Linked DNA regions of Homo sapiens: region 2 is linked to region 1. Evidence: read pairs that join two places in POLR2A ChIA-PET (ENCODE). Cell type or tissue: endothelial cell of umbilical vein. All regions are shown on one strand. Each heading gives the region's core, and the rest is flanking DNA. Links, peaks and the distances in the headings are about the cores only.

Region 1 (7,673 bases), core at 1,924-4,423:
TCTAGCCCAGGTATTCTCTGTTCTGATAAATAAAATGCACCTCAGCAGGCATTTTTGTAGAAACACATGTAATTGTCTCCATTTGCCATTTTCTTGATAGCATGATTACCAGTTAGTCATTCCTTAGCAAGACGCAAAAGTGATTCAGAGATGGGCATGAAAAGAGATTTGCTAGTTCCCCATTTGCCTGTAGTCTATCACATGTCTCAGAAATGTGGTCGGGGGACAGGAAAAATGCTGATAGAGTGGTATGCAAATAGCATGGTAGGACTAAGGAGGAGGTTAGAAAGATGCTGCCAAAGAATTTTCAGACTTCAAAAGGGCGTTTTCTGCGTTAAGTTCTCTTAGGGCCTGAGAAGATACCATTAGCTCCTTACTGAAAGTCCTTCATCTGTCAGGCTAATCCAAGTTTGCTATTGGAGAGATGCCCATAAGTCCTGAGTAGATGGGTAGTTTAAAGAGAAACTTTTGGCACAGGCTTAACTTATGAGAACCACTACAACATCTCAGTTCTAGTATTGGTTCCTCTGCTTAAGTAACCCTGACCTTTTTGAGGAAATCATCAGCTTTTGACTTCATCTGTTGAGTGAAGAACGGACATTGGTAATGCTTCTCCGATGTCCCACAGTGGTTAAGACGTCCAAATGAGATGAAGCTGTTTGCTCCCTCTTCCCTGCAGATTCTATACCCTGAACTGCCTATCATTTGAGTCCTCTGGACATTATGCTCATCTTGGCTGGTATCCTCCACTTCTTACCTAGTATCCCTAATGATCTCTTCCTTTCTCGTATTTAAGGACCCTTGAGTGATATCTTCTCGCTCCTGGTTATTTCTAGAGCCCTGAGCCGTGTCCAGTGAATACTGGTCTATCCCAATGTTGTCTGAATTTTTACTTTGATGATCACAGACTAAGAGGACACAAATATAAGGAAGTGGAATAAGATGGGCCATCAGTGGTACAAGGCACCAGGAAATCCAAAGATCCACTTGAGCATAAGACCAGTGAGAAAGTGCTGACAACAGAAAGCCCTTAAGTAATTGAGGCAGCTTCTCTGCCTCCAGCCAAAAGCATGGAATGAACCCCGGAACGTCATGCCTGGGCCTTGTAGGAAGGGCAAGGAAGGCAGGAACACCTGGCTGTGGTTCCTGTTGGTATTGAAACCAGACTGCTCCACGGAGCTCGCCTCTCACCTCTTTGCTTCTGTCTTTAGTGCTCCCAGCTGTAACCGACCCTAGTTGCATCCCTAACTTCCTTACCCCCAGGCCTCCACCTGTAACCTCTTCCCCAGCTCCCCCATCCCTGTACCGGATAGGGAGCTTTCTTGATCCAACATTGACAATTTGCAGGGGCCAGCTCTAAGATGAGGCCCAGAGTACAGCAGAACACTCTAGCACAGATAGGTTCTAGCTAGGGAAAGCCACTTGCACAGACAGAGGAGATGTCAGAGCATGTTTTGTGGTAAGGACCCACTCTGCTTCTCACCCCAAACTCATAATTGGCAGGCTGTGGGTAAGGCTATGGGAGCGGGGTCGGGGGGAAACTATGACCTGGGCTGTGAGGGAGGGGTGATGAGGTTGTTCCCTGTGTTGTTCTTCCCTGTGTTGTTGCTATGGAAACCTTTGAGAATCTGATAAAAACTGTGAACCCTTAAGGTCCCTTTGTAAACCCACGCTTCATGATTGACAGGTAAGAGACCTTTGAGCTGGGGCATGTAAGATGGGGAGTGGGGTCAGATCTGGATTCCCATAGAAGACAAGGGTGGATGGGATCAGAACATGAGTGGAGGTGTCCATGATCTGGAAGGAAGAAAAGAGGGGGTAAATACACAGATATATAGGTGGAGATTGCGTCATATGACCTCCATTTCAAAGAAAAAGAGGTCATTTCCAGAAAAGAAGCAATTTTCTATGGGGAGCTCGTGGGGGCTAGAGAAATCCAGGAATGGCTGCTATTAAGTGTACGTAAAAAGAACACCCAGAAGTTAATAAAAGGCTTGCTAAGCAGCAGTAAGGGAATAGTTGAAGGAAAATACATTTTTAAAAGATTTTAGTATATCGGGCACTCATTTTAGTACATGGCTTTTCTTTGAAAATATATGTATATGTATAAATGATGTATAACTTGAAGATAAATTGCTTTTTGATGGTATCCTGAGGCTTCTGGCATTGTTTTGTGAATACTCCATGAAAGCACTTGACTAAAAGGGAATAATCTCACTTGGAGAGAAACATATTAAGCAGGAATATATAATTAGTTCCTCTGACACCCACATATAACATTCCCCCTCGCTTGTCTCAAGATACATTGCTGGGGAACCAGGCTGACTTCACCTTGTGCTGAAGACCAGAAGGACCAAGGCAAAGTGCCCAAGAGGGCCAAGGACCAGTTGGCATCAAAGATATTAGTTCCACTGGGGTCAGGAGGACCAGTCTAAGCCAGAATGGATATCAGTTACAAAAATGGGCTAAGTTGTGCATGACAGCCAGGTGAGTAAAGAAGAAACAGCAAAAATCAGAAGTCAGGCAGAGCTTAGTGAAGTAGTGTATGGATGAATAAGGTGAAGTCTGGGAGAGCACATGGCCCAGTGTTAGGAAGAAATAGACCTCTATGTGAGCAAACTTTGGTAGCTCAAGTAAAGGGCCAGGATTGTAAGACACAGATTAACGAACGGATGAAATCACAGGGATATCCAAGAGCAGAAGCCCAAATAGGACCAGGGCCCAAAGAGAGTAGAGTTAGAGTCAAGGTGGGTGAGAGGATCCCAGCCGCGGTCCATGGATATTTACTCCATCCCTTTCCACTAGTGTGACTCAGCTCAGCGCACGTGTCTGCCTCTTTCTGTTGTTCTATCAACTGGAAAATTTCTTCTGTGTTTCCAGGTCCAGTCCTGAGAGAGGAGATCTGATTGGTTCAGTCAAAGACTATTGTCTTTGGCAAATCCTTTAGTAGGAGGAGGACATCAAAGGCACAGGCGCGCCTAAGGATGAATTACTCTAATCCAGGCAGTGGTCACCCCTGGGCAAAGAAGAGCTCAATGGGTAATTTTAGTTAGAAGAGAAATTGAGCATGGAAGGCAAATTAGCTGAAATGTCCAACAGCTCTCAATGGGAATCATTTGAATTTTGAGGTGAATAAACTCCTAGAGAGGCAAACACCCAATGAATGATCACACAGTTCTTGATGATCACTGTGACCCACTGAGCCAGTGTTAAGGGAGATTAATCTAGAAGTTTGCACCACTGGTAACTGAAAGGATAAGAATCATCCATCTCAGAAAGATTTTGGGAAAAAACATTCTGGATATTATTGTTGGCAAGAAACTTCATATGAATCTTCCATGTGATATGGCTCCCTTCAAATGAAAGCAGTCTTGAAGATTTAATATGTAATCATTTAACAATTTTAATAAATAAAAACAAGCACAACTCAATGTAAACCACAGTACATAATAAGGTGAATGCATAAAAGCTGGTGTACTCTTAATCACTGGAAGTTTCAGATCTAAGCAATATTTGCTATGTAATTTTTAATCCATTGAGCACCCATCATGGTGTTTGTCAAGTGGACTAAAATATCCCCTGAGTTCTGCATAGTTCGGATCCCATTTGGGAACTTGTGCTCTGTTCTGGGCTCATTTTTCTGAAAGGCATGGATACATATGCATTCTAGGGTTAGCATCAAAGGCTGGAGGGAGTCAGGAGGCAAAACATATGCTGAACCGATAAGGGATCTAGAGCTGTTTATCCCAAAGAAAAGAAAATGAGGCCACATAAATATCTTCTAATATTTGGGGTACTTTTATATGAACATGGGAGAAGGCATTTGTGTTTCTCAAGGCAGCAGAACAGAACTGAATATATAAATTCATAGAATTTTTAAGCTGGGCAAGACCTTAGGAGCTCATTCAGCCCAAGGAGTACATATAACTTTTCATCTGTATGCCAGCTCCAACCAATTGGCATGTTAAGAAGGATTCTGAGGATGAATCTAAGCTCAGAGGGGAGGGGAAAATGTGGTCACTGATAGTGATATCTGTTGTGGAAGAGAAGGGCCATATCTACTCAAGTACCATGTTTTAGTCTTCATTAATGTGGTCTGTAGGTTTTTAACCTCTGGGTGGTGGATCCCTGGGAGGCCACAAAGTCATTGCAAGAGGTAAACAAATCTGTATATGCAGCAAGTGCTTTTGGCAAGCTACTCTGAGTAAATAATATATCTTACATCATATGTGCTACTATTTTTCTAATTCTATACATACATTATAATGATAAAATGCTAATTTATTTAAAAGAGTTATTGAATTCATAGTAGCTTTTAAGTTTGTGTTTTTGTGTTTTATTAATGAGTGGACTTAAAACATATAATTATATTATGTGTGGGAAGGTTGGGACAGGAAATTTGGGATCTTAAGTAGAAATTCTTTTTAAAATATGAACCAGTGATCTATTTTTTATTCTCCAAAGCCTAGCCACACCAAGTAAAATTATGTATGTATTTGTAGGTTTCTTCGATTAATGTCTGCCCTGTCTTATTGGTCTGTCAGATATATAAGGACAGGAACCTCTATTTTTTTTTCATTCGTATATACCCAGTGCGTGGCACACGGCAGAATCTCAATAAATATTTGTTGAATGAAATAACAAACCAAGTGACTTGACCAAAGTCATCCAGTTAATTAGTGGTAAGATAGTTCCAAAACACACAGCTCCTAAGTTCCAAGCAGTTAACCTTTTCAATATACCACATTACTTCCCCTGATAGTAAGAGAGCATGTTTTAACAGTTAGCAAATTTAGGTTATACAATGCTGCCCAATCTGCCTATATACCCATGCATCTTAACCAGTATCTTAATCAGAATCAACTGTAGAGCTTTTTGAAAATACACATCCCTGAGACCTATCCTCTAGAGATTCTGATTCGGTAGGTCTAGAAGGGGGTCCAGGCATCTGTAGTTTGTAAAAGTTCCCTGGTGACTCTGATAAAACATCCTGGCTCAGAAACAGTTCTGTGCACCTATCGTTAAAATAATTGATAGTAGATGTATGTAGTTACTTATTCCTCAGAAGCCTATTTCTTTAGTTTTGAATAATTTCTTTCTAAAAATTATAGTTGCATATGCCAAATAATCCGTTTGGCCAGAAGAGCAAAACCTTTAGTTTTGCTTTTTTTTCAGTTTAAGCACAAAGTTATCAACCCTGTAAGGTCAAATTTTTCTGATGAGATTTCCAGTGTTTGCTTTTGTAAAGGACTGGAAATGTGGCAAGAATAAAATTTCTCATGGTATTTCCCACTTCCTTTTCCAGCCATCATTACTAAGGGAAATTTAGGCTTAGGGGGAGGGGTGAATCTAGGAGAAAAAAAATTTTAAGTATTTCTGTTCTTAGGAGGTTTTGAGCAGATATTTCGCTTCCTAGGAAAAGCTGAAGATGTTTTTCTCTGTTTCCACTTTGTGGTGAGGATGCACAAATCCTGAAGAGGGGAGAAGCTTCCTCCACCTCCACCCTCACCCCTACATCTTCTCTAGGGCAGGAGTCATCACAGCCCCTGGTTTAGATGCTTCCCTGGGTGGCCCTTTTGAAAGTATGTGGACCCTAAGAGACAGGAGACTTTGAGTGCATGGATGGGGGATAATTTGCTTTTGCAGAAGGACAGAAAATTTATCTCTAGGTTCTTCCTTTATTCGGCAGTTAGGAATTACATCCTCTGTATTGCACAGAAGAATCTACCATATTCAGAGCACTGAGTACATGGATTATATTCACTAAAGATTGGAGAGCCAAAAGTTTCTCTGCAAGAGTGACCTGATCTAGTAAGAATGTCAAAATTGTTACTATATTTGTACCCATGCTCTTCGGTTTAGAGGGCAGGTGCTTCCGTGTGTACATAGAAGCAGAGCTTGTTGGAGAAGAGGAGCTAAAAAGGAATTAGATTAGAATCCACCTCTGTACAATGGCACCATCTGGACTCAGTCTCCTTCATCTCTAACACTGTCCCCACTTTCTCTGCACCCCAAACTCATACTGGCTCCCAAAAGCTCATTGTTAAACTTTCGAGAATTTTGAGAGCCAGTTGTAAAACACAGCCATTATAAAAACTAAATCATATAAACTTACAATTAAACACATTATATGAAGAGCCAAGATAATAAATACTCAAAACTCTTCCTAATTATTTTGCTATGTTTCACTATTATCTATTCTCTTGAGGTTAGTTACATCTATTGTGGCTATATGGTGGAAATACTGTATAAAATGCTGTGCAACTGAGCTTCTCCTCCCAATTCTTCATTCAGTGATGTCATATTCAGAACTTGAAATTGACCATGATGGAAGTAATTACACCACAGAAATCAGCCCATGCTACAAAGCAGACTCCCCTCCCCTCACCCAAGAACTTGTTGCTAAACATTGACTAGCACATCACTGACCCTAAGGGATGCGGTGGTAAAATTAGCCTCTGCATTGGAGAGCCAAGCGGAATACCTCTGTGGTTCAGTTACATGCATATTCATAATGTATGCTTATGATTGCATATTTGTTTGTTTGCTTGCTTATTTATTTCTCATGCTCCTAGAACATAAGCTCTATGAAAGTAGAGACTTTGTTTGGCTTTTTCAGTGCTGTGATTTGAACCTAAAAATGTGCTGTGTCCTGCACATAGTATTAATAAATGAGTTAAATGAGTGAAAGAAATAAATGTCAGGCTGGTAGTGGTAGCTCGTGCCTGTAGTCCCAGCACTTTGGGTGGCCAAGGCAGGCAGATTGCTTAAGGGCAGGAGTTTGAGACTAGCCTGAGCAAAATGGTGAAACACTGCCTCTACAAAAAATACAAAAATTAGCCGGCCATGGTGGTGTGCATCTGTAGTCCCAGCTACTTGGGAGGCTGAGGTGGGAGGATCACATGAGCTTGGGAGGTCGAAGCTGCAGTGAGCTGAGATTGTACCACTGCACTCCACCCTGGGTGACACAGTGAGACCCTGTCTCAGAAAAAAACAAAAAGTAAAAAAAAAAAAAAAAAAAAGTCTACAATTTCTACTTTAAAAATACCTGAAGCCAGTGTTCATGTTGGAGCTCATTGATTCCTCATGAATTGTATCATTGTTCAGTGTTTAGAACAGTGCCTGGCACATGCTAAGTAGCATGTAGATTTTTATTAGGTAAAAATAAAATAAGTTATCTTCATAACAGCTAATTTTACAGATGAAGAAACTGAGTTACGATTAGATTAAGTAATATAGCTAAGGTCCCACAGCTAGTAAGTAGCTGGGTCAGGATCTAAACCCGGGATAATCTGGAGGCACTGCCCACCTTCTTTACCACTGTGCTATGCTGCCTCTTGCTAGTTACTCCACGTCACTGAGACTCCTCTTTTGTATGTGGCTCTAGAAAGAATTGAGATCTATTTGAGAACAAACTTTGGAGTCAGGAGAACTTGAGTTTGAATCTCAAATTTACCACTTTTTTCACTTACAAAATGGGGATGATTTCTCCTCCACTTTGTAGTTGTCACAACTACTAGAAGTAATATCTTGAAACTGCTTTGCACGTACATGATAGACACTCAATTACAAATGGTCAGCTATTGGCTGTGATTTCCTGTGGAGGCTACCTGTTAGCGTGGGGCTTAGCCACACACTGTCCCCTGTTGCCTCCTCTAGGCCATCCTGTAGAC
Region 2 (7,673 bases), core at 3,345-5,844, 140 kb after region 1:
CACAATTTTACCTATAAAGTCAACTGATATGTTCTTGAACCAGCAACTGGACATGTTATGATTGAAAATGCCATGAAACCATTTTAGCTCTTTTTTTGTTCTTAACTTTGTAAATAATTTTAATATGTTTCTTTATTAGTAGTCATAAAAAGATCCATAGATATTTTGCCCCGTGATATCGTTAGGCTTTGTGTCCCTACCCAAATCTCATCTTGAATTGTACTCCCCGTAATCTCCATGTGTCAAGAGAGAGACCAGGTGGAGGTAACTGAATCATGGGTGCAGTTTCCCCCGTGCTATTCTCATGACAGTGAGTTCTCACGAGATCTGATGGTTTTATAAGGGGGGGCTCTTCCTCCTTCACTTGGCGCTTCTTCCTGCCACCTAGTGAAGAAGGTGCCTTGCTTCCCCTTCACCTTCTGCCATAATTGTAAGTTTCCTGAGGCCTCACCAGCCATGCTGAACTGTGAATCAATTAAACCTCTTTCCTTTATAAGTTACCCAGTCTCGGGCAGTTCTTTATAGCAGTGTGAAACGGACTAATACACTCTAGTAGCTGTGTATCCTAGAAAATGGGCTCCCAATGGAGAATGATTGCCTATAAACTTTAAGCTGTACCAAGCAAGAAGAGGTAGAAGAGATAGTGGAGATGATCGGTTGTTCAGGTTGCTCCACTGAGAAATCAAAGATGAAGAGAGGTTACATGTGATGTGGCCTACGTGGCAAATCTAGTTCATGTCAGAGCTAACAGCCAGCAATATCCAGCCATGAAGCCCAGTGGGTAGGTGAAAAGAGAAAGATGGTAAGTTCTGAAAATAGTGGGAAATTAAGGACTTAAGGTTATATTCCATTAAGGGGACGGAGGAGTTTTGCTTTTAGGATAGGTGTATAAGTTCGTTCTTGCACTGCCGTAAAGAACTGCCCAAGATGGGTAATTTATAAAGAAAAGAGGTTTAACTGACTCACTCATAGCTGGGGAGGCCTCAGGAAACTTACAATCATGGAGGAAGGGGAAGCAGGCACCTTCTTTACAAAGCAGCAGAAGAGAGAAGAGTGAGCGAAGGAGGAACTTGCCAAACACTTATAAAAACCTTGAGAGAATTCACTCACTGTCACGAGCACAGCATGAGGGAACCACCCCCATGATCCAGTCAGCTCCCACCACATTCCTTCCTCAACACCTGACACGGGGGATTACAATGCAAGATGAGATTTGGGTGGGGACACAAAGCCTAACCCTATCAATAGGGATGTCCCATACGGAGTTTTATGCCTCTTGCTTGTCTTGGAAGAAGAAGGCCCCAAGTAACAGTCATGACCTCATGGCTGATCCAGAGATGTAGAAAAGCAAATTGAGACTTCCTGTTTGATTAGTTTAGGAAGCAGTTATTAAGGATTGATTCTCCCTGTTGCGGTTAAAGCTGTCTACCAAGAAATAAGCCAAAGGAACATTAGGCCAAGAATCTGAAGGGTGAAGCCAAACCACTGGGAAGGGCTTTCTACTTCAACTACAATGTGATTGAATTAGAAAGGAACATTCGAATCCTGTCATGTCACCTCAAATTCAACAAGTCTAAAATTGAACTCATTTTTCCTCACGAAGCGGCTCCTTAACTGAACTTTCCTAATAACAGGAAGACACTGCAGTGTAGAATGCTTTGCCACAACATATCTATCTATTATTTCATTTGATTGTCACACACAAGAAAATTTAACTCTAAAATTTAACTTTAAATTTAACTTTAAAAGGTTAATCAAAGGGCTGCAAATTAGTAAGAGACCAATTCTAAAACCCAAGTTTTCTGAATCCTAATCTAGTCATCCATTATCAACTATATCACATTGCCCCCCCATATTTGTGAAATAAACCAGCCCATTTTATAGAATTACTAAGTGACATTTTATTTGTATTGGCTTTTGAGGATTGCACATGAGCAGATTTTAGTAAATATGAAGTCAGATTTTCTCAAGTAGCAAAGAAGAAACCAACCAACCTTCGGAATCATTAATCCTGTTTTTTATGAGATACCTCAGTGAAAAAACATTCATAGCATTCTTATTATTGAAGTCAAAAGATGACACAGATGAAATAAAGTACTGACTCTAAGCCTAAAAATGCCTAACTTACAACTCTAACATGAGCAAACCATCATCAGTTATATTAGGTTAATATATGGTATAAGTAGTATGGTTCTACTGTTTTGTTTTAATTTGCAAATTATTTTGGCTTTGCAATGATATAAGAATTATAAGCCTGTTCTAGAGAAGTACCATGCAACATTGTACCTATAGTTAACAATATGGTTAACAATTTTAACAATTTAAAGTGTATTGTACACTTTAAAATATGCCAACAGGGTGGATTTCATGTTAAGTGTTCTTACCACAGTTTTAAAAAGAATTATTAGCATGAAATGTTTACATATCTGGGTTTCTATTTTGTAGATATGTAAGTAACATTGTAATAAAAACACTGTAACTCTCCAATACAAAAAGCAGCTTCCTACACAATGCAGCCCCATACCCATACCCAACCCATTGACCCATCAAGCCAGCACCCATCCTTTCTTGGCACTCTGTATCTCAGTACACATTCTACCTTCAAAAACAGCTAAGTCAAACGTGTCAAAATAGCTATTTCCTCTTGAGTTTGAGCATCTGCAGTTGCCCAGCCCCAATTCTTTATTTGGAAATAAGTATTAGGAGAAACATATCTAGCATAGTGATATTGATTTGTAATTTCCTCAAATAGACATTCACTTTAGATGACTACAAAAGCTAAATAGAGCTCAGGAGCTCGAGACCATCCTGGGCAACATAATGAAACACCATCTCTTAAAAAAAAAAATACAAAAGTTAGCTGGGTGTGGTGGTGTGCACCCATAGTCCCAGCTACTCAGGAGGCTGAGGTGGGACAATTGCTTGAGCCTGGGAGGTCAAGGCTGCAGTGAGCTGTGATCACACCACTGCATTCTGGCCTGGGTGACAGAGTTAGACTGTGTCTCAAAAAAAAAAAAAAAAAAAAAAAAAGCTAAATAATATATACACATGTGAAGTCCTCTGTGTCTCTTCTGCCTTCTTCAGCTCATAGACATCTATCTAAATACACACCTGTGGGCCATTGTGATGTGCCCAGCATGTGGGTGGTATGATACTAAGGCACATTTTAGAGCAAAAGAGGGGGGCCTTAAAGGGAGCTGCCACCCCTTCAAAATGCACTGACTCTGAAGCATCCTACCAATTGTCAGTAACACCTTCTCTCGCCAGGGAAAAGGAACTGGAGGGAAAAACAAAATCCAAGCAAAGAAGATATCCTACTCCCAATTTTAATAATATTTATTATTTAATATAATATTTAATTTTAATAATATGTATTATTTAATAATATTTATTATAATATAATATTTATTATAATTATTAAATAATTTTAATAATTTTGGCTTATTAGCACCAAAGTCCCGGTTGGTAGTGTAACTTGATTCTTTTCTGATCTTCGTGACAGTGTCTACACAAATAACTCATGCAACATGCTGTATCTTTTGAAGTAAGCATTTTGTTTATTTTTGGTTCAATACTTTGGGTCCCTTCTTCTAAATCTTACAAGGCCAGGCCCGGTGGCTCACGCCTGTAATCCCAGCACTTTGGGAGGCCGAGGCGGGCGGATCATGAGGTCAGGAGTTGGAGACCAGCCTGGCCAGCTTGGCAAAACCCCATCTCTACTAAAATACAAAAATTAGCTGGGCATGGTGGCATGTGCCTGTAATCCCAGCTGCTCGGGAGGCTGAGGTAGGAGAATCACTTGATCCCAGGAGGTGGAGGTGGCAGTGAGCCGAGATTGTGCTGCTGCACTCCAGCCCGGGTGACAGTGCAAGACTGGGTCTCAAAAAAAAAAAAAAAAAAAAAAAAAAAACTAACCCACAGTTTCCAAAGGCAACTTGCTTTTGTGCAGAATGTTTTAGTTTAAGTTGTTATTTGGTCATTGTAAATTATCTTCTGTAGCTATTGGATTCATGTTTTTCAAATAGTTAAAAGTTTGAAAGCTAGCTGACTAGGTCGCTAAACTTAAGGAACTGAACCATCCTTTTAGACGTATGTGGTTCATTAAGCAGTGAAGTTCAGAAAAGGGCTCAGGGCTGTTCCTGCCAAGAGGTTGGTGAAGACACGTGGCAAGTGGCACGCTCAAGAGGTTGTCTTTGTAATGTTGCAGAATCGCCTACCAGAGGAATGACGATGATGAAGAGGAGGCAGCCCGGGAACGGCGCCGCCGAGCCCGACAGGAACGGCTGCGGCAGAAGCAGGAGGAAGAATCCTTGGGACAGGTGACCGACCAGGTGGAGGTGAATGCCCAGAACAGGTACTGTCCTCTTTGGGACGGGGAGTTTCTAACTTGCGTCTTAGCCTGTCCGTTGAATGGAATTTGTTGAGCAGAGCATTCCTTTCTCAGCCCAACTCAACCCTTTTTCAATCTAACTGGTTTAATTATTTTGCAGTCATTTTAGGCAACTAATCTGATTAGACAGGCAATCTGATTTAGACACTAGGACACACTATTCTATTTCTCTCCACCCCGTTCCCATCTCATAAACATACCCCAGTTGAAGGCTTTTATTTCATTTCACAATCTAGCATTTGTTTAATTTAATAAGTATGGTGTGCTATATCTTAAAAATAAGTATGGTCTATTTTTTCTGTTTAATTCTTTCTTTAAATTTCAATAGTTTTGGGGGAACAGGTGGGGTTTTGGTTACACAGATAAGTTCTTTAATGGTGATTTCTGATATTTTGGTGCACTCGTCACCCGAGCAGTACACACCACGCCCAATGCGCAGTATTTTCCCCCTCACACCCTCCTACCTTTCTCCCCGAGTCCCCAGTGTCCATTATATCACTTTTCTACCTTTGCATCCTCATAGCTTAGCTCCCACTTGTAAGTGAGAACATTTGATATTTGGTTTTCCATTCCTGAGTTACTTCACTTCAAATAATGGTCTCCAACTCCATCCAGGTTGCGGTGAATTCCATTATTGTGTTCCTTTTTATGGCTGAATAGTATTCCATGGTGTGTGTATATATACGTGTGTGTGTGTGTGTGTGTGTGTGTATATATATATATATATATATATACACCACATTTTCTTTACCCACTGCTTGGTTGATGGGCATTTAAGCTGCTTCCATATTTTTGCAATTGCAAATTGTGCTTCTATAAACATGCGTGTACCAGTATATTTTGCATATAATGACTTCTTTTCCCCTGGGTAGATACCCAGTAGTGGGACTGCTGGATCAAATGTTAGTTCTACTTTTAGTTCTTTAAGGAATCTATACTGTTTTCTGGTAGGTTATATCTTTAAATAAGGAAAAGTATTTACATTTATTCTGTAGGGTGTTGCTATCTGTTTTGAACTGAAGATATGTTAGTTTAGTAGAGTCCTCCATGGCTACCATTAATAGGTAACACGTGAATTTTTAAAGTGGGCATGAATTGCAGATGTCTTCTTTTTTCTAATATACAGCCTGAATCAATAGTCTCTGATCATTATAATATTCAACAAGATACAGAATTCCGCTTAATTTAATGTGATTATTCAAACACACTTAATGAGTTTGCTATTACGTATTTTCTCACTCGGGCCCTGGTTGAAATCAGGGAACTTGAGAATGCCTAATAGGTTCAACTTCTTCAAAGAGGGCTTTTGCAGCAGAAATAAGGTCACATGGTTCATTATGCTAATGGTTAGTATATGTCATTTATATTGTCATTTATGTGCCCCAAGGTCTAAAAAAGATGAGGATATTTGAGGAGGAAAATGGAGAAAATAATTTTAATTTAAAACCATGGACTGATTATAATGGTTACACTATATAAGATCTCACATGTGGTTTTGGTTTTAGTTTGTTTTGTTTAATTCAGTCTATTTAGAAAATTCTAAAGGGAATGGGTCCTGGCCTCCTTAACCCAAGTTTGAGAGGCTGTATTAGAAGGTTTCAGAAAGCAGTCTTGAAAATGTTGGCCGGTAGCACAATATTGTTTACCCTTTCCCTCAATAAGTAGCTTCTAATTGGGGAGTAGGTATAGCAAAGGGGAAATAGGTATAATTTCTAGGGTTCACTAATTGACTTTGACTCCCAATTTGACCTTTCACTAACTGTATTTCTTCAGTTAAATGGAAATAAAAATTATACCTTTCTCCAAAAAATGCTGCTAAACTTAAACTATGTAACAATACATGTAAAATGCAGTGTCTTACACATAGTAAGCACTCAATAAATTTTCACTGTTACCAGATTCTTAACACGGGAGGGCAACGTAGTCATTCACTGCCTTTTCCATTTTCAAGCTGAGAGAGAAATAATAGAAAGAGTTTTAAAAATGGCATTTTGATGCCTTTCCTGAATCTTGTTATTAATGAGTGGTCAACAGGAGCTTTAAAAATTACTGGTGATCTGTAGTTTTCTTGCTTTTAAAATCTTGCTTTTCCTTGTGCTTCTCTTCGGATATTTGGCTGTTATTCATTATTTCATGCTATTAATTGAAATCAAATTCTTTTTTTTTTTAGAAAATCATATTGAGGTCTGAGAATGTGTGATTTATCTCTGACATATTAGTTAGCCACAAGAAGAATAAGTCTTCTTGGGGCTAAACAACTCTAACTGGCATTTGATATCTACTGATAATTGTGGTCATGATTTATAAATAGGCAAAGAAATGTTCAATACAGTTTGTTGGTTTCTTAGCATAAGAGTACTTTAATCTGGCTAGCACTTTGGAATTTTGGTGCCTTTTAAAAATTATTAGAATTCAATTGATCCAAATGGCCCCTCTATAGACTTCCCCTTAAATTATAAATTTTTTGCATTTGTAGGGACATTTAATCCTTATATGTCTAATTTCATGGAGGCAATATCCTGAAGCAAAAGTAAAGGCCAAGAAAGTTTTAAAGCTAGTTTTTACTCTGCCATTTTCATTGTTAAATATGAAATGTGTTTTTTCCAAAATTAAGTGAATTTGAACGTTGAAAGGGCCAAGTTTGGTCTGAACTATGAAATTTGATGGAGTTTCTAAACATTGCAAGACAAATTCTTCCAACTCTGGTCACAGTTCTGGTATCACATGACTGGTTGTTTCCTGCAAATAGAAACCAACACCCTGGCTTGGACAGTGTCCAGCATCCTGCAGTAGTGAGGGAGGTGATGGACAACAGTTTAACTTTTGGAGATTTTCTTTCCTTTTTAAAATAAATGTCAAATTTAACTGCCCTTTTTCCACTGTAGAAAAGATGGACAAGAAACCCTTTATTCATGGAAATCTTGACAAAGAAGGTAGATTGTGTATACATTAGTTAGGGTAACGCTGGCTGCTATAACGATTAGTGCCCCCAAATTTTAAGTTTAGTGCAGTAACACTTACCATTATGCATATTTCTGTCTAGTTGGTAGAACCAGCCACCTGTCTTCTTTTCTCTTGTGACTCTCAATCCCTAGGGCTTGGTGCTCCCTGATCTACCAACAGACAGAGATAGAGAAGACAGGGAGTGCACCTCTGTTTGTTCATTGCCTTGGTTGGACACTTCTGTTTACATTTCATTGGCAGTTATTGGTCACATGGCCCGCCTAGGTGCAAAGAAGGGAGAGGGTGCAAATTTAATCCTTGAGTGGTGATCACTCCCCCC

Evidence for each region. ChIA-PET counts read pairs that join two places held together with the same protein. Peaks named below come from ENCODE experiments on the same cell type or tissue, not always from the same donor. Only the 100,000 strongest peaks of a DNase experiment are listed, where the experiment ranks them.
Region 2: POLR2A ChIA-PET joins it to region 1 with 11 read pairs; 4 of 35 experiments call an interaction of 5 or more read pairs at or near these places.

Annotation. Positions count from the first base shown.
Region 1 is chr7:134,782,030-134,789,702 of GRCh38, forward strand. All of the region lies in intron 1 of CALD1 (caldesmon 1), which reads left to right. The region is part of intron 1 of LOC124901750 (a long non-coding RNA gene); the gene reads right to left. Among named protein-coding and RNA genes, the nearest start is that of CALD1, 6.2 kb to the left of the region's middle. RefSeq lists an enhancer at 2,593-3,093. In endothelial cell of umbilical vein, for the core only: no CTCF peak of the experiment used is centred there; a DNase peak (open chromatin) is centred at 2,872.
Region 2 is chr7:134,924,547-134,932,219 of GRCh38, forward strand. CALD1 (caldesmon 1) reads left to right here. Exons shown (of 15, transcript NM_033138.4): 4 at 4,208-4,354. Among named protein-coding and RNA genes, the nearest start is that of AGBL3, 58 kb to the right of the region's middle. In endothelial cell of umbilical vein, for the core only: no CTCF peak of the experiment used is centred there; no DNase peak of the experiment used is centred there.